6 separate regions of the Homo sapiens genome follow, and all the other regions are linked to region 1. Evidence: chromatin contacts called from ENCODE Hi-C or POLR2A ChIA-PET data. All regions are on one chromosome and are shown on one strand. Each heading gives the region's core, a stretch centred on a gene start or an enhancer-like site at or near the end of the contact. The rest is flanking DNA. Distances are from core to core; before and after follow the strand shown.

Region 1 (2,695 bases), core at 89-2,588:
CTGATTTTAAACAATACAAACAAGGACATGTGCAAAGATGTGATTTCCAGTAAGATAATTTAATAGATATTACTATACATACCACTTCCTACATCCGTGATCCAGACGGATTGTTCATATAGAGTACTGGCTGCAAATATACCATGAGGTGTGTCAACTGTATAATTCCAGGCTCGTAGGAAATATCCATCCTCTGTGAACACTAATATCTTTGGGATGTTATCCCCTCTCTGAAGGTATACAAAAAATAACTTCTTAGGATCAGCTTAAAGGAAAGGTAATCTGTATCTTGGCGAAGAAAAAAAATAACTGAGAATTTTACTACAAAAACCACTTTCAAAATCTAACATATCTTTCACATTCGAAACCAAAATACTTGAGACCAACTCAAAAATAAATTGCACAATTAGCATGATATAAACGCATATGGTCAGTTACTACAGCAAGACAGGAAGGCTGTTACTTCCTTTGTGTTCATAATTTTTTTAAATCTCTATTTACTTACTTGACCTATGTAAACCAATCCATTGAGGGAGTCAACTGCAACACAAAATGTTGTTCCGGTAAAATATTCTGGGTGCTTAGGCCAACCCACATCCAGCCGGTAAAGAATTTTCTCAGTTCTCCAGGAAACTGCAAAAGTAAAGTTCCTCAAAACCTTAAACAAAATCAGACAATTCAGATTTAGTTTACCGTCTAGGTAAGAACAAAAAAAGGGCGGGGGGGCCGGGTAACAGGGCTTATTTTTAAGCATGCCTTGACAACTAGAAGTTTGCTGGACTGAAATAATTCCAAAGAAATGAGCTTAGATGCCTAAAGACCAACACGACCACAATACAAGTCTGCAAATTATTTGAGGATGTAGTAAGAGTTGGGAAAGAGGAAAATGGCGATGTAACATACACAAATTTTTAAACTCAAAGGGTCAAGGCAGTTTGGACCCAGGTGCAGGCTTTGAGACAAGCTACTGAGGGAACCAGGGCCTGCCACCTCCATGCCACGACCGTGGCGACGCCTCCCAACAGGGCTACCCGCACACCCGACAGTCATTTCCTCACTACCCAACTCACTGGAGAGCCACAAAAACGCGAATGCAAAACCAAAAATGCAAGAAAGAAGCCAGCACCGGCTACGCAGACCCAGAATCTCGCCATGACCAGACGGGAAGCCAGGAGAGGGAGGGTCCGCAGGTGTCTGGGGGAGGACCTGACAGCCTCAGGCTGCAACGGTTTGCAGCGGCACAGAGGGTCTGCCCGGGGCCCGAAGACCCTATCTCCGGTTTCCCCTCCCTGGATGCACGAGCTTTGAGTACGAAAGGGAACAGAGACCAGGGCGAATGAAAATCACAGAAGACCAGTTCCGGACTTCGTGTGCATTTCGGGGTCCCCGCCCTCATGTCAGGTGCTTCGGGCTGACCCAGTGACCACCCTTTCCCGCCCTCAGGGCAGTCCGCGCCGCTGACTTTCAGTGGCCACCAAAGTATGGGCGCCCGTAGATATGCCTTAATCGCTCGCCATTTATTCTTTTTAATCCAGAGGGCAAAATCAAAACATCGCACACTCAGACACGAGGTATGGTGGGGATGACATTCAAAATAATGACCGCTAGGCTTCGGGAAGGATTTTTGCCACATCCTATTCCTACCATCCAGGCATCCGCTATGGATGCCTATATTCCCACACCAGGACCCCACCTCTGGCTTTCAGGAAAGAGGGGCCCAAGCTGGCGGCGCAGTGTTGAGTTTACTTGGGCGCGACTGGCTTTATTGTAGGTCCCCATGAGCTGGTGGGGGCTGTAGGGGTAACCAGGCAGGGCGTCTGGCGCTGTTGGGGCTGCGTTTTTCCGGAGTCCCCCTATGCGAGGCCGTGCCCCTCTTCGCCCGGCTCCTGGTGCTCCCCAGCCGCCGGCCCGCTCCCGGAAGCTGCAGCAGCTGGTAACAAAGAGCCTGCCGGGCCGCCTGCTGCCGGGGCCGAGGTATCCAGGAGTCGGGCGGAGCGGCTGGGGATGAGCGCGAGCCGGACCATGCGTCCGGGTTCGCGGCGGTGAGGGTCGCGGCCGGCGGCCGAGGCGCAGGTGCGGGTCGAGAGACCGGCGCCTCCCTCCCCGCCGCCCGTGGACTCTGAGCGCAGGTGTTTCTACTCTGCCGGCCGCTCCACCTGGGAAAGCGCCTTCAAGAGCTACCTCTGGCGGCACCTGGCCCTCAGCTGCAGGGAAACCGCACTCAAACCTGCCGCCGAGCCCGGGTTTTTCTGCAAAACTCAGAGGACCTGGCTCTTGCCCGAGGTGCCCTGAACCATTGTGTGAATAAGCTGGGGAAGCCTGACTGGAGTGTTTTTTCTTTTTAATAAAAAGAGTTTTTCTGAATCTCAATTTTTAGAAATTTTTTTTGCGAAGTTTGCAATACTCTCTACCTCTTCGCATCCTCTCTTGCTCGTGGAGTCTTTTTCCTCCTCAGCTATAAATATTTTTTACTATCGGCGGAGCAGACCAGGGATGAACGTCTTTTAATTGCAAGTATAACTGTTAAAACCACGTCGGGATAGTAGTCAAGATGGATAAAAAGTCCTTTGAAATGGTGCTGGATGAAATTAGAAAGGTAATTAGACCGATTCCATGAATTATTTTATGAGATGAATTCTCGTGTTTTAGACTCTCTTTGAGGTACTGTATGGAGATTGTGCAGAATAAGGGTCCT
Region 2 (2,695 bases), core at 139-2,638, 8.4 Mb after region 1:
ATTCATTTAATACCAGAGGTTTATTTGTCCATATGAGGGACATAAAAAAAATACCAGAGGTGGGCTCCCCAGTTCTTCTTCCAAATACAATTCACTTTGACTTACATACAAAATCCCGGGGGGGATTTTACAACTTAATTTGACCCTAAGTAACTGCTCTTCCTCCCTTCAAAAACAATCTGCTCCTCCTTCCCATATCTCACTTAAATGTGGGCGTCTCCATCCTTCCAAACACACAGACTAGAAAGTCTTGAGTTGTTCCCTATTCTTTATTTCCCTCTTCGCACAGTAAGTCACCAAATTCTGTGGACAGTTCTTTGGAAAGGTCTCAAATCTCTACCTCTTTCCCTTCCATATCACTGTCAAAATGATGCCTCTACAAGTCTGAGCCTGTCAATGCTTAGTTTAAAATTCTCTATTTACTCTAGCCTGATTACAGCAAACTCCGTCCAAACAGCCCAATATAACCTAAAGGTAGTATTATGACCTAAAGCTCATTGTACTGTGAAACCAACCTAGCTTTCCAGTTCTGTCTTCCTCAACTCTACTTCACCCCCAGCATCTTTCTTCTAACATCCCCTTTTCATACTTCTGTGAACCACTTATACTCCAGAAGCCTTAATGTGAATTATTAGCCCAGCATGAACCCAGTTAGATAGCACAATGAACGTGTCAAGGTGGCCCTGGGAATCGCAAAAAGTATTCAATTAAACTTAATTCACACTCCTGTGTGCAAAATGGAGAAACCCAGGGAAACAGCTGTTCGAAGAGGGGGCCTTAAACCCACCCATTTGAGCTCGCCCTCCGAGAGCGAGTAGGCTCGGCACGTGAACTGTCAAAAGCGAGGCCACAACCGACCTGGAAGCCGAGGAACAGGGTCAGCTTTCTGCACCCAGCCCTGTCAGGTACCAAACCCAACTGTCTTGAATCAGAGACGAACAGGACCAAAGGAGGTGAGTTTCAACACCCAAACTAAGAAGCCGAAGGAGGCGCAGGGTCCGTTAACCCTGCCCATCTCCACGCTCCTTGGAAAACGAAAACAAACTCTGGTTTCTCTTCAGCGTTCACCTCTCTGCGCCCAAACGGATCTGTAAGTCCAACTCTATACCTTAATCATCAACCTTTCCCACTTGAACCCCGTCCCAGCCCAGCCCATCCTTTCAGCGCGCCGACTACCCCATAGGTCATCCCAGCTCTGTCTCTTTTCCCAATTTCGAGAGCGGAAAGAAACCCCTCCCTCTTCTCCCTTACCTGCCGCGGGCACTCCCCTTCTTGGTACCGGGTCGATCGGAACTCCTGTTCCAGCTTGATCTCCACCCTAGTTGCAACGTTCAACCCACGTTCCCCTCGGACTGCTCCTCCCCCACTCGCGTCTCCACTAGGAAGGCGGCTTCCGGCTTGAGTCCGCGGCAAAAGAGTCCTCCTTCCTGCTGCACGCTGGGCCTGAAAGGACGGTGGCGTGGCGGGGAAGGTGAAGACGTGAGCACTTCCGGTCGCCCTCCGCAGAGGCGTGGCTGTCCGCCCTGTGGCCGCAGACGCAGTTGCGACTGCGGCGACGAGGAGGGGCGGGGCCGGTGGCTGCTGAGCCCGCCATGTGTGAGTGGCTGGGTTTGGGGAGGCGACGTTTCTGGAAGCTGCTGGAAAGCGCCCGAGTGGCGGAGGTGGCGCCAGCGGCCAGGGGGTGGGGCGTGATTAAAACTAGTGCGCGGCTTTCTGCGGAGGGATTACGCTGACGAAAGAGACCTGCTTGCGCGTCGCTGTTCCGTGGTCCGCGCGAGCGTGGTCGGGAGCCGCTGGTTCCTGGGGTGACCCGCGGAGGTGGGAGAGGGAAGGGCTTCCGAAGCCGGCGGGGGTGCCATGGACCCTCTCCGCCGGCGCGGCCTTCACAGCTGGGCCGCGCCGGGCATCCGTAGTCCGCTCTCCCAAAGCCTCGGTGGAGCTGAAGCTGCCACAGAGTGCATGTTCACAAAGGGTCATCACACACGGAGCTGCCCCTCCCTGTCTCCCTAGAGCCCATCTTCGAGGCCAGGGGCTTTTCTACCAGGATTCTGGGGTGTTTCTCCTCCTTTCCTCCCTCCCAGATCTTCTCACGGTAAGGGGAGCAGCGAAAGCGCAGGGACTTTGCATTCCACGACCCGTTCTGACTAGTCAACAGCCGATCTGTCCCTGCTGCTCTAATTCCAGCTGCCCTGCCTTGTTTTAACTTCAGAGAAAGGGGGAGTTCTCATTTGATAAGTTTAAGCCTTTGCTTTCGTAGGAAGGTCATGTGGCTTAAGGGACATCGTGACCGCGTATGCTATTTCTGCCTGTGCATTCTAAATCTTGGGGGCAGCATATTCCAGAAGTCCTTTTGGTCGATTGGTTCTGTGTCCTAGGATAACAATTTGTAGTTTCTGACCATTTCTTTACAGAAAAACCACAATTGGTATTTTGGACTGCGGGGTTTTTTAGTGGTCTCAAACTAAATGATTATATTCTGGAATAATGCTGACAATTTGGATAGGGTGGTGTGGAGGAAACAAGTCTCGTGTAGAAGAAATTATTTAGTAAAAAGGATTTTAGTTTTTGGTACTTCTGAATGCAAATGGCCAAGGAATCCAGCAGTTTGTTGGGGTTTCTCCAGACAAAAATAGGCTGGTTAGTTTGTTTACCTTTTTCTGTTGCTTTACTAGATTGTTAATGTATTTGTATATTT
Region 3 (2,695 bases), core at 78-2,577, 7.0 Mb before region 1:
TCAGTTCTTTTGACGTCCATTTGGGAACATGCCGTAATTGCAAAAAGTACAGAGCCTTAGACTAGCAAATCTATTCTAGGGAAGAATATTCTAAAGAGACAAAGAAGCAATTATGTATAAACAAGGGTACTCATTGTAAAGTTGTTTATATTAGTTAAAAACTGAAAAAAATCTAAAGGTATACAAACAAATAAACATTTAAATCAAACAATTCCCAGTTTGTAAATTAATTTGAAACGTCTGTATTTCAACAATTTCTTTCTTCTTCTTTTAGACCTAGCTCCTGGAGGTGGGGACGATTGGATCTATGATTTGGGCATCAAATATTCGTTTACAATTGAACTTCGAGATACGGGCACATACGGATTCTTGCTGCCGGAGCGTTACATCAAACCCACCTGTAGAGAAGCTTTTGCCGCTGTCTCTAAAATAGCTTGGCATGTCATTAGGAATGTTTAATGCCCCTGATTTTATCATTCTGCTTCCGTATTTTAATTTACTGATTCCAGCAAGACCAAATCATTGTATCAAATTATTTTTAAGTTTTATCCGTAGTTTTGATAAAAGATTTTCCTATTCCTTGGTTCTGTCAGAGAACCTAATAAGTGCTACTTTGCCATTAAGGCAGACTAGGGTTCATGTCTTTTTACCCTTTAAAAAAAATTGTAAAAGTCTAGTTACCTACTTTTTCTTTGATTTTCGACGTTTGACTAGCCATCTCAAGCAAGTTTCGACGTTTGACTAGCCATCTCAAGCAAGTTTAATCAATGATCATCTCACGCTGATCATTGGATCCTACTCAACAAAAGGAAGGGTGGTCAGAAGTACATTAAAGATTTCTGCTCCAAATTTTCAATAAATTTCTGCTTGTGCCTTTAGAAATACAACCATGCATTCCGTTTGCTCCACGGTAATTAGGCGATGGCCCAGAAAGGGGAGGGGTGTCAAAAACGACAAACATAGCCTCTCATTCCAGCTCAGCTGCTCAATAAACACTGTTGAACGAATGAATGAGTGGCTCTAGGTACTGTCAACAAATGCCGCATTTTGCGCATTTACAACAGCTGTTTATGGTAAGGAATTATGTAATAAAAAGAGAAAACTCACTTAAATTCACTTTTAATTGGGAATTTTAGTTCTCCCGGGCTCCCAGTTTCCTTTCCTAGGATCTCTCACAGAGCACAGATTCGATTTCCAAGTCCCGCCGCACTCTTACCGCTCGCATGGAACCTTACGCCTAGAGGGCGTGTCCACGAAGGGTGGTGTCTGCGCACTGACGACTAATCTGACGGCCGGAAGCTGCCTGGGTCTACAGAGGAACAGGGCAAACCTCTGACTTCCGGCGGCATTTTGAGGCGGTCCTCCTAGCGGCCTGGTAGTGTTTTTGTTGCCTTTTCTTAATCTACAATCTCTTCGTTATTTTTCTTCCTGCGACCCAGTTTCGCTTGACCCTGGAGAGGCGGCGGGCGGGTTGGTTCTGCTTCTCAGCCATCCCGGGGGCTCCTCGCTAGCCAAGAGCCGGTTCCCGGGAGCCGCGCGCGCATCGCTTTCTCCTCGTCGTCGTCCTCCTGGGTCCAGGCGCGGGGACAGAGTCGCCTCCCCCGCTCCTCGGAGCGGCGGCGGCGGTGGTGCCTCCGGACTGCACTTGCGAAGGGAGCTTGGGGAGGAAGTAAGCGTTCTGTGAATTGGTGTGGGTATCTGGGGAAGGCATTGAGCGGACCCGTAATGCGGAGGCCCGGGTTACCCCCCCCCGTCTTTGCTTGAGTCACTGGGATTTTGAGCTTTCCTTGAGCATCCCACCCTTAACTCTGCAATAGCCCCCTGTGCTCAGGCGTAATTTCTCACTCTGATTATGATTCTGGCATTTGTCTAAGGGCGATAAGTAGACTCAGACAATAGGCTGTACCCCTCGTTACCATTTGATGTAAGCACGGGAACCCTTGTATGGTGTTCGTATTTGTGTGCGATGGAAGGGTGCAGCAATTTGGGCTTAAATTTAGAATCTTCCTCTATACTCATTCCAGATCTGTTAGAGAAAAACATCTTACTTGTGATTGGTCTTGTTTTTTTTTTTTTCCCTCAGCAGTGATAACGATTTAGGTCCTGGGAATTGAGTGCTACTTTATCTTCACAAGCCTTAGGTAGGTAGTTTTGGCAACTGTCAGAAACGGGGGAAAGTGGAATAGAAAGAAGAGAGTCTGTTTGGCGGCATTATCTCTCTGTAATAGGCTAACGCAATTTATGTGGTTTGAAAATTATTTAGAGTTGATAATACTTGAATTATGTTGGTAAGATGTTGTTTGTGAAGGGTAGTCTTAAGGTATTTGGTTATACTATGGGGCTTTCAGGTAATTCGAACTACTTTGAAAATTATGGGAGTATGAAGTCTCTTAAGATTTTTGGATTTTTAAAGTAGTTTTAAAAATTTGGAAAACATCTTTACACCTCAAGTTTTCGAAGTCCGCGATACCGTTGGAGAATAAATACTTATGCAGTTCAGTCTATGGGTATATGGTGCCAGTTAGCGGGGTCTAGTTCTGTAACATTTGAAATTACTGGCTTTAGTACAATATATTGGAGCGTTTTGTGAATACAATCTATAGATTTTCAAATAATTTTTATTTTCTTAATGAACTATTTAGATTATAACAGATGACAGTTTCAACTAGAGACTAGCAAAGTTGATGCAAGCTTG
Region 4 (2,695 bases), core at 108-2,607, 6.4 Mb before region 1:
AGGCCGAGGCGGGCAGATCACTTGAGGTCAGGAGTTCGAGAACAGCCTGGACAACAGGGCGAAACCCCATCTCTACTAAAAATACAAAAAATTAGCCGGGTGTAGTGGCAGGCACCTGTGATCCCAGCTACTCGGGAGGCTGAGACAGGAGAATCGCTTGAACCCGGGAGGTGGAGGTTGCAGTGAGCCGAGGTCACGCCACTGCACTCCAGCCTGGGCGACAGAGCGAGAGAAAAGAATGCTTCCAACATCAAAAGTAACCATCACCACTGCTTATATAAAATAATCCTCCTAAACCTGGCCCTCAAAACTGGAAAACGTTTGTCAAACATCTGACAATTCATGTTACTTCCTGCTATTACAACTAATTGAATTGAATCACACAAGAAGCAGTAGTGCATAATATCCTAATGGTAAGTGGATTAAACACATTGACTCTAACACCGAAAACCAGCACTGCTTAATAATGTACTGAGCCAACTTTCAAATAAAATTCATTTTTATTGCTTTGCAATAGGTGAAATAAATCTGATCTCCCATAACTTGCACTTGATTGAGAGCTCATAGTTCAATGTGCGATAAATGAAACTCACTCAGGACCAAGTTTTGGTCTCCCCAAGACCCCCATGGACAAAGCAACCTAGGTGAATCATTAAGGCGGTAAACGAGCACGCGCTGGAGACTGTCCTGCAGCACAGCACCTCGGGTTGACTGCCTCTCCTTCTGGGAGAGAGTGGGCAGCAGGATTACGCCTCGGCTGACAGGACGCCTCGTCTGGGGCAAAACGTTCGGTGCAAGGCTCCGGGCCAACCGTCCCATGCTGCTGGGGGAGGACTGGGTTCCGGCGAGCACCAGCTGCAGGACACCCCCACAGCCGTCCCCAGGCAGAATTAGAGTCGGGGTCGCAGGCAGAGCGAAGCCTGACAGCCTGGGAGATGAGGCCCCTCCCACCGGATCCGCCACCATGGCCAGGGAGGAGTGGAGAGATATCCTGGGCAGAGGCTAGTGAGGCCGGGGTCCTGCCGGGGCGCCCGAGGAGAATCCCAGCCCCATCGCCCCGGCCCGGTTCCTGCCCATCACCTCACCTCAGCTGGCACCGGCAAGTTCTCTGCCGCCGCCTTCAGCTCCAATACCGAGTCCGTCTGCCTGTCGGTCAGCGGCGCCGTCGTGTCCGGTCTCCGATCCCAGAGAGCCAGCTTTTCCCTAGCGTCCCGCTCCGCCGCCGCCTCAGGCAGCAGCAACAGCGCCGCCTCCGCCATCGCCGCCGCCCTCGCGGCCTTCAGCAGCAGCGAGATGGAGGGGACCCCGACAGAGAGACCTGGGCCACTTCCGGGAGAACCGGAGCTTCCAACACTGCACCGGCGGCGGGGCGGGACGGAATGCCCTGACCCCGGAAACGGTTCCGCAGTGTGGGGGGCGGGACCGAGGCCAGTACCGACGTGGCTTTAAATGGGTACGACTATTTCCGGTTGAAACGTAGAAGGTGGAGAAGACAGGACCCAATGGAAATAGAAATGCCCCTACCGGAAGTCTTTTCCTCAACATCAATAACTTTATTGTTACGTGTTGTACAGATTATTGACAACTGCGCTAAATCACCCTGCCGGCAGGAGACTTGGATCTACACCTCTCTGCTTACAGCTGGGTAGTCTGGGTAGAATGTGTGGAGTGTATGATTTCCATGTTGGCATGTTGACAATTTATGCCTCTTGGATCAAAACCAAAAGCATAAACTTTTCCAACATCCAGTAATTCCCCTACTAGAAAACTAATTTACGGAAACACATAAAAAATTCAAAGATGTGTGTATCTCAGACATCATTAATGGTATCAAATAACTGGAGACAACCTAAATGTCCAACATTGAAGAACTGGATCAAGAATTTGTGGCACAGACCAGGCGCGGGGGCTCAGGCCTGTAATCTCAGCACTTTGGGAGACCGAGGTGGGCGTATCACCTGAGGTCAGGAGTTTGAGACCAGACTGGCCAACATGGTTGAACCCCGTCTCTACTAAAAGCACAAAAATTAGCCAGGCGTGGTGGCACATGCCAGTAATCAGCCTGAGAGGCTGAGGCAGGAGAATCTCCTGAACCTGGAAGGTGGACGTTGCAGTGAGCAGAGATCTTGCCACTGCATTCCGGCCTGGGCATCAAGTGAGACTGTCTCAAAATGTATAATAATAATAATTTGTGGTACAGACATGTAATTCTACTCTACCATTTAAATCATATTGTAGATTTGAGCAACAAAATAAATAATGATAGTATTGGATCATAATTTACAGAATAAAATAAATACCCATGAGTCCATACTGCTATAAATAAACGATTGAATAAATAAATGGTGGAGAACAGACAATCTTCTACAAGTTATGGAGGCCTCTTCCTGCTCCTCCCTGGAGTCAAGGCAGGTGGAAACAGCTTCGTAGCAATTTTGACCATTGTCTGGGTAAAGTCTGAAGGCTTTATTCAGGCTTTATAGCACAAATCAGTGCCTGGCTATGTTCCCAAATGAAGGCTCTGATCTTTTAAGAGCAGAATTTGAGACCGGGCGCAGTGGCTCACACCTGTAATCCCAGCACTCTGGGAAGCCGAGGTGGGCGGATTACCTGAGGTCGGGAGTTCGAGACCAGCCTGATCAACATGGAGAAATCCCGTCTCTACTAAAAATACAAAAAAACTTAGCTGCGCGTG
Region 5 (2,695 bases), core at 67-2,566, 6.1 Mb before region 1:
GAAATAAGTCAAATGAGTGCCACAGACTAAGGCGAGGGCTGAAGAATGAGAGGTCATGCATTTATTCATCATCTATTTGTTGAGTAATTACCATGCGCCAAACACTATTCTGGGTATGACAGGCAAAGATCCTGTTCTCATGGAATGTGATTCTGTGTGTTGGAAAGACAGAGGTAACCAACTTTGAACATATGAACACAAAATCACTCTACACTGTGAAAAGTGCTTTGAAGAATGTAATACACATCTGTCGTGTTAGCAAATGATCACAAGGGGGCTGTTTTAGGAAGGCCGACAAGAAAGACCTCTTAGATTTAATTGACGAGAACTCAGCCATGTGATAAAACAGTTAAAGCATTAAGAAACCAAAAGTCCTTACATTTTAAGTTTCAACGACTTTCAGGATCACATTTTGAATATGCTTAAGTATTATGAAACTCCCCTAGGAGAAAACACTCCCCAATATGAAACAATAAAGCACAAATAGTGCTTACTGTGAGCTAACCAAAATTGCTGTCTTCACATAAAACGTTTATTGACGGCCAGTTTCACGAGACCCAAATGTGCTCTAAAAGAATACTCCAGTCCAATGACCTCTCCTTCTGTGAGTTTGGGGCTCTCTCGCCTCTTTTGAGAGCTTCATTAAGGACCATCAACCTAAGAGAACACTTTTAAGAGTAGGCAGGGACCAGTCCTACTTTCTGGCCGAGAAAACTGTACAGAAAGTAGACATTCAACTACCTCACGCAGGCTCATGGCTAAAACCAGTTTCACCAAGGGAAGATACAAGGAATTCTTCAGTCTGGGATAAAATGCACCGTCCAAATCTGGGGACACCAAGACAAGATTCCAGGAAAGCCGTGAGAAAGAGATCTAGTCCAGGCAGATTCAGAGTAGTAACTGGCTGAAAGACACTTTGCGTCCCTAAACTAATTCCTCGTCTGCAAACAGATACAACAATGACTCCTGCCTCTCAAAATGTGTGAAGCTCTAACGAGATAGCCGTAAAAGAACTTTAAGAGGCGCACGGAGCGGGATAGGCTCAAGTTACTTAAACTATACTTGTGTTAGGAGGAGCGCAAGTGGGAGACTCGCGAACATTACCTTGACTAGCCACACTCCTGTGTTCTGTTTGGCGCCGGTCAAGTCGAGTTCCCCGCGCTCGGCCATGGGTCTGCAGCCGGTGGAGGCGTGCGGGATGCAGCAGCGACCCCAGGAGCCGCAGGGCTGAGGAGCGGGCGTCCGGAACAAAGGACAAGCCGCGCTGAGAGGCGAAGAGCCGGCGTTCCTTACCTGCCAGAACACTGGGAACCGAGGAAAAGAGGAACACGCCGCCAGGAGCCGGGACTGCGCCTGCGCACTGCTACGTCAGTACGGCGCGCTGTTGCAGACAAACTTTCTGTTTCGGAAATTTCTTGAGTGGGCGTGGCTGTCCGCGATGTCTGCATCTGAGGGATTAAAACGTAGGGTGGGATGAGCTAAAACGTTAGCAATGTATTTAAAGACATGGTCAGCATAACTGAAGAAAAAGATTATCAGAACGGAAAAATGGGGTTCAAAGAGACGAAAGGTGTCAGAACATGTCCAACCCTAGCCAAGGAGAGAGAGACAATATTTGAAGGACAGGGTCAGGGTAGTAAATTGGCGTCCCTGGCCAACGTCATTAGCACAAATGGGCACTGGGATCAAACTTAGTAGCCTTGGGTATATTGAAAACATGCCGTTTCTAGACCTGGAAAAAAAAAAGCCGTGTTTCAGCTCAGAGGCTACCCGAGCTGTTCTGATGAAGCAAGCGGAGCACCTCAGTTTCCAAAACCCGGAAGTCTGTAACGAAACGAACAAGTAAGAGACAAACCTGATCGTTTCCTCCCCTGCTTAAACAGTTTTCTCTTTCTCTTATTGCCTCTAGAATAAAGTTCAATCCTCCTGCTTCAACTGGGCCCTCTCAATTTCATCTCTTTGCACCTCCCACCATCACTCCGCCATGCACCAAACCACATCAAACCCAGCAGACTTCCCTAAACACGTCAGAATCTTCGTCGGTCATTTCAGAGCCTCTGCACACTGGATTCCCTTCCCTTGGAAGCCCTATTTTACCCCTGCCCTCACTCTCACCCCTGTGCTCTGGTTGGCAAACTCCTACTTATGGTTCAAGACCAATGAAAATGTCACTTCCTATGAGATCTTTTATCAACTTCCCCAGAAGAAATTAGTTTTTCTTCACATCACAGTGTGATACTTAGCACTCTGAACTATAATATATATGTTTACATATCTGCCTTTGCTTTCCAGACAATGAACTCCTCCTAGGCGGAAAGAGCTTTATTGAGGTATAATTGACAAATAAAAAATAGTGCTTTATTCATTTTATATCCACAATGTCTAGCACAGTGTTTAACACATTGTCAGGTTTCAGTAGGCTTTGGGTGAAAGAACATTCGCTGAAGAGAAACAAACAGTAAGGTATTGTTAAGAATGGCAAGTAATTTATTGAATCACACATCAGAGCCTTGCACAAAATTGAGGAAATTTTATGTGTGTTCAGCATAGGGCCAGGAAAAGCTGTCAGAACTCTGCTTTTAGCTAGGAAAACTAATAGGAAAGATGGGAGAGACCAGGAGTGTGTTGAAGATGAAAGTTTCAGGCTAGGCTCAGTGGCTCAACCCTGTAACCCTAACTTTGGGAGACTGAGGTG
Region 6 (2,695 bases), core at 144-2,643, 6.0 Mb before region 1:
CCCCGTCTCAGCCTCTCAAAGTGCTGAGATTACAGGCTTGTGCCACCTCGCTCAGCTGGAAGGCATAATTTTTAAAGTGGTTATGACAGAAATTATATTGGAAAGGGGCCTGTAGTAGAAACATAGCCTCCGGGTAGACCAGGAAGAAAAATTAGATTCAGAAATGGCAGGGTTACTCTTTCAGCTTTACTCTTCTCCAACTGGGTGTCGGTGCTAGTCTACAAATGTGAATAAACATTAAAGCAGATAGGTATGCATGCCGGAATCCGAGAAGCATTCGTTTCGTATATACCAAGTGCCTGTTGCGTGTTCAGGTAGAAGACCATAGTGCAATGGTGGAGACAGATTATGTCGACAAATTATTCAAATACAGTGTACTAAATATGCAATGTAATTAGGAAAAAACCCGAGGGCAAAAAGAAAGGCATGACAATGCTTCGGGGAATCTGGAAAGGTTTTATTGGTGTGACATTTAAGTTGGGCCTTGAAGGATGGGGAGAAGTTTGTCAGTTATGTTTAGGAATGCAACCAGAGGAAGCCCAGAAGCCTAGAGCGTTAAGGAATTGCGCAGCAACTCAGACTGGATTGAGTATTGGGCTGTGTTTGTCAGATGCAATAACAGAATGAGAGGCTAGGAAGGCAGGTCGGGGGCTGGAGAGAACAGGATCTGCAAGGTTCTTGTAATCAGAAGGCAATATGGCACAGAGGTTAAGAGAACCGCTTCCTTCTAAGTCGCGCTCCATCACTTGCTAGCAGTATGATCTAGACACTGGCATGGGCTTGGGCGTACCCATTTGCAACATGGGAAAATAGTTTTTTTCTTATACGGCTTAAATGACTGAGTGGGTATCAGTCAGTTAGGGCAGCGTGCAGCTCATATTAAGGCTAAATGAGAATGTATTATCATCACGAAGCCAAACCACGCCAAAGCTCGTTTCTAGGAGGGTCCCCCAGCCTCCTCCCCCCTGCTACTGTTTGGGAAGAGAAAAGTTCTCTCGGGTCAGGCCGCGCCCACTCCCCACTCCTCCGCCCTCCTAGGCCTCCGACTTTCTTCAGCGAGCAGGGCCCGGCCAGGGAGTGGGTAGATGGGCCTGGTGGGCAGCGGAGACGCCGCCGCTTACCAGGGCTCGGGTCCCGCTCTTCGTCCTCCGCTGTTCCGCGGGCCTTGAAGCCGGGCGGCAGGGCCGGTCCGATCAGGTCTCTTGCCATCCGCGGTGGCGGACACTGGTCACAGATATGAGTCTATCCACGAACGTCAACCCTATCCAAAAAGAATCCCGCGATCAGCAGCGAAGAATGGCAGGTTTCCCGGCGCCGAGAAATGACGTAAAGCCTGTGGTTGGCTGAGCCTTGTAGTTCACGGTAAAGGAAGTGACGCCTAATGCTTGCTCCACAGTCGCGTGCTAGACTCCGGACCCGCCAGTGGTATGGCTGAGCCGACTAGTGATTTCGAGACTCCTATCGGGTGGCATGCGTCTCCCGAGCTGACTCCCACGTTAGGGCCCCTGAGCGACACTGCCCCGCCGCGGGACAGCTGGATGTTCTGGGCAATGCTGCCGCCACCGCCACCACCACTTACGTCCTCGCTTCCCGCAGCCGGGTCAAAGCCTTCCTCTGAGTCGCAGCCCCCCATGGAGGCCCAGTCTCTCCCCGGGGCTCCGCCCCCCTTCGACGCCCAGATTCTTCCCGGGGCGCAACCCCCCTTCGACGCCCAGTCTCCCCTTGATTCTCAGCCTCAACCCAGCGGCCAGCCTTGGAATTTCCATGCTTCCACATCGTGGTATTGGAGACAGTCTTCTGATAGGTTTCCTCGGCATCAGAAGTCCTTCAACCCTGCAGGTAGGCTATTTTTCCACGTGAGTCGACCCCTTTACCTTTTTCCCCCGTTCTTTCCTCTCCCCTTTCTCTGCTTCCTCTCTCTACTCTGCCTTGCCTCTGCACTCTTGGAGTCTGGTCATTAGCATCTCAAAGCAAAGTGAGACCCCCGTCTCTACAAAAAAAATAAAATTAGCCAGGCATGGTGGCATGCCTGTGGTCGCAGATGCATGGGAGGCTGAGGCAGGAGGATTCCTTGAACCCAGGAAGTCGAGGCTGCTTTATCAACTAAGTTTATATAATATTGTAAATCCTTTGTTCTCAAAATATGTCTGACTAGAATGTTTTCCTGTTGACTGTTAATTCCATTTAGCAGTTATTTATTGAATTCCGACTATGTACCAGAATCTGGGTATATAGCAGTGAGCAGAACATACAAAAAATATTATGGAGCTTAATATTATCTCTCTTGTGTAGGAAGACAGACAATAAGCAAAATAAAATATTGTGCATTAGAAGGTTGAGTGGCATGGAGAGAGATAAAACAAAGAAGAATGGTAAGTAGTGCAGGATTTTCTTTTTTTCTTTTTTTTTGGAGACAGAGTGTCGCTCTGTCGCCCAGGCTGGAGTGAAGAGTAGCGCGATCTACTTCACTCCAGCCTATGCAGTCTCTGCAGAGAGGCTCACTGCAACCTCTGCCTCCCGAGTTCAAGCAATTCTCATGCCTCAAACTCCTGAGTAGCTGGGACTACAGGCCCACGCCACCACACCCGGCTAATTTTTTATATTTTTAGTAGAAAGGGGGTTGCCCCGTGTTGGACAGGCCTGTCTCTAACTCCTGAGCTCAGGCATCCGCCCGCCTCAGCCTCCCAAAGTGTTG

Evidence for each region. Hi-C counts contacts between places; a loop is a spot of excess contacts on that map. ChIA-PET counts read pairs that join two places held with the same protein, here RNA polymerase II (POLR2A). Pooled maps may share reads with other maps.
Region 2: a loop to region 1 is called in a map with no recorded cell type, with 9 times the contacts of the local background. The contact joins the promoter of USPL1 here to the promoter of NHLRC3 in region 1. A Hi-C loop is called at or near these places in 2 of 37 single-sample maps with no recorded cell type and 3 of 50 pooled maps.
Region 3: a loop to region 1 is called in a map of CD8-positive, alpha-beta T cell, with 21 times the contacts of the local background. The contact joins the promoter of ZC3H13 here to the promoter of NHLRC3 in region 1. A Hi-C loop is called at or near these places in 2 of 168 maps with a recorded cell type or tissue (CD4-positive, alpha-beta memory T cell and CD8-positive, alpha-beta T cell) and 7 of 50 pooled maps. POLR2A ChIA-PET finds 5 or more read pairs at or near these places in 1 of 52 experiments (T-cell).
Region 4: a loop to region 1 is called in a map of B cell, with 17 times the contacts of the local background. The contact joins the promoter of COG3 here to the promoter of NHLRC3 in region 1. A Hi-C loop is called at or near these places in 2 of 168 maps with a recorded cell type or tissue (B cell and natural killer cell) and 5 of 50 pooled maps.
Region 5: a loop to region 1 is called in a map of naive thymus-derived CD4-positive, alpha-beta T cell, with 17 times the contacts of the local background. The contact joins the promoter of GTF2F2 here to the promoter of NHLRC3 in region 1. A Hi-C loop is called at or near these places in 1 of 168 maps with a recorded cell type or tissue (naive thymus-derived CD4-positive, alpha-beta T cell) and 4 of 50 pooled maps. POLR2A ChIA-PET finds 5 or more read pairs at or near these places in 1 of 52 experiments (OCI-LY7).
Region 6: a loop to region 1 is called in a map of CD8-positive, alpha-beta T cell, with 9 times the contacts of the local background. The contact joins the promoter of NUFIP1 here to the promoter of NHLRC3 in region 1. A Hi-C loop is called at or near these places in 2 of 168 maps with a recorded cell type or tissue (CD8-positive, alpha-beta T cell and naive thymus-derived CD4-positive, alpha-beta T cell) and 5 of 50 pooled maps.

The regions. Positions count from the first base shown.
Region 1 is chr13:39,037,099-39,039,793 of GRCh38, reverse strand. NHLRC3 (NHL repeat containing 3) reads right to left here and starts at 1,338. Exons shown (of 7, transcript NM_001012754.4): 1 at 1,071-1,338; 2 at 506-658; 3 at 83-230. The coding sequence starts at 1,154. PROSER1 (proline and serine rich 1) reads left to right here and starts at 1,705. Exons shown (of 13, transcript NM_025138.5): 1 at 1,705-2,596. The coding sequence starts at 2,552. RefSeq lists a silencer at 1,995-2,224.
Region 2 is chr13:30,616,613-30,619,307 of GRCh38, reverse strand. It overlaps USPL1 (ubiquitin specific peptidase like 1), which reads right to left and starts at 1,388. Exons shown (of 9, transcript NM_005800.5): 1 at 1,252-1,388. It also overlaps a transcript of HMGB1 not described here. RefSeq lists enhancers at 1,311-1,360, 1,381-1,710, 1,761-1,900, 1,921-1,990.
Region 3 is chr13:46,051,378-46,054,072 of GRCh38, reverse strand. ZC3H13 (zinc finger CCCH-type containing 13) reads left to right here and starts at 1,327. Exons shown (of 19, transcript NM_001330564.2): 1 at 1,327-1,669. It overlaps CPB2 (carboxypeptidase B2), which reads left to right. Exons shown (of 11, transcript NM_001872.5): 11 at 275-887. The coding sequence ends at 459. It overlaps CPB2-AS1 (CPB2 antisense RNA 1), which reads right to left and starts at 1,225. Exons shown (of 3, transcript NR_046227.1): 1 at 1,108-1,225. RefSeq lists enhancers at 1,162-1,361, 1,372-1,541, 1,071-1,606, 1,607-2,143.
Region 4 is chr13:45,463,601-45,466,295 of GRCh38, reverse strand. It overlaps COG3 (component of oligomeric golgi complex 3), which reads right to left and starts at 1,357. Exons shown (of 23, transcript NM_031431.4): 1 at 1,086-1,357. The coding sequence starts at 1,259.
Region 5 is chr13:45,119,131-45,121,825 of GRCh38, reverse strand. GTF2F2 (general transcription factor IIF subunit 2) reads right to left here and starts at 1,316. Exons shown (of 8, transcript NM_004128.3): 1 at 1,105-1,316. The coding sequence starts at 1,170. RefSeq lists enhancers at 401-1,042, 1,153-1,282, 1,043-1,686.
Region 6 is chr13:44,988,169-44,990,863 of GRCh38, reverse strand. It overlaps NUFIP1 (nuclear FMR1 interacting protein 1), which reads left to right and starts at 1,393. Exons shown (of 10, transcript NM_012345.3): 1 at 1,393-1,839. The coding sequence starts at 1,428. It overlaps GPALPP1 (GPALPP motifs containing 1), which reads right to left and starts at 1,326. Exons shown (of 8, transcript NM_018559.5): 1 at 1,122-1,326. The coding sequence starts at 1,209. RefSeq lists enhancers at 580-1,216, 1,143-1,332, 1,523-1,592, 1,217-1,855.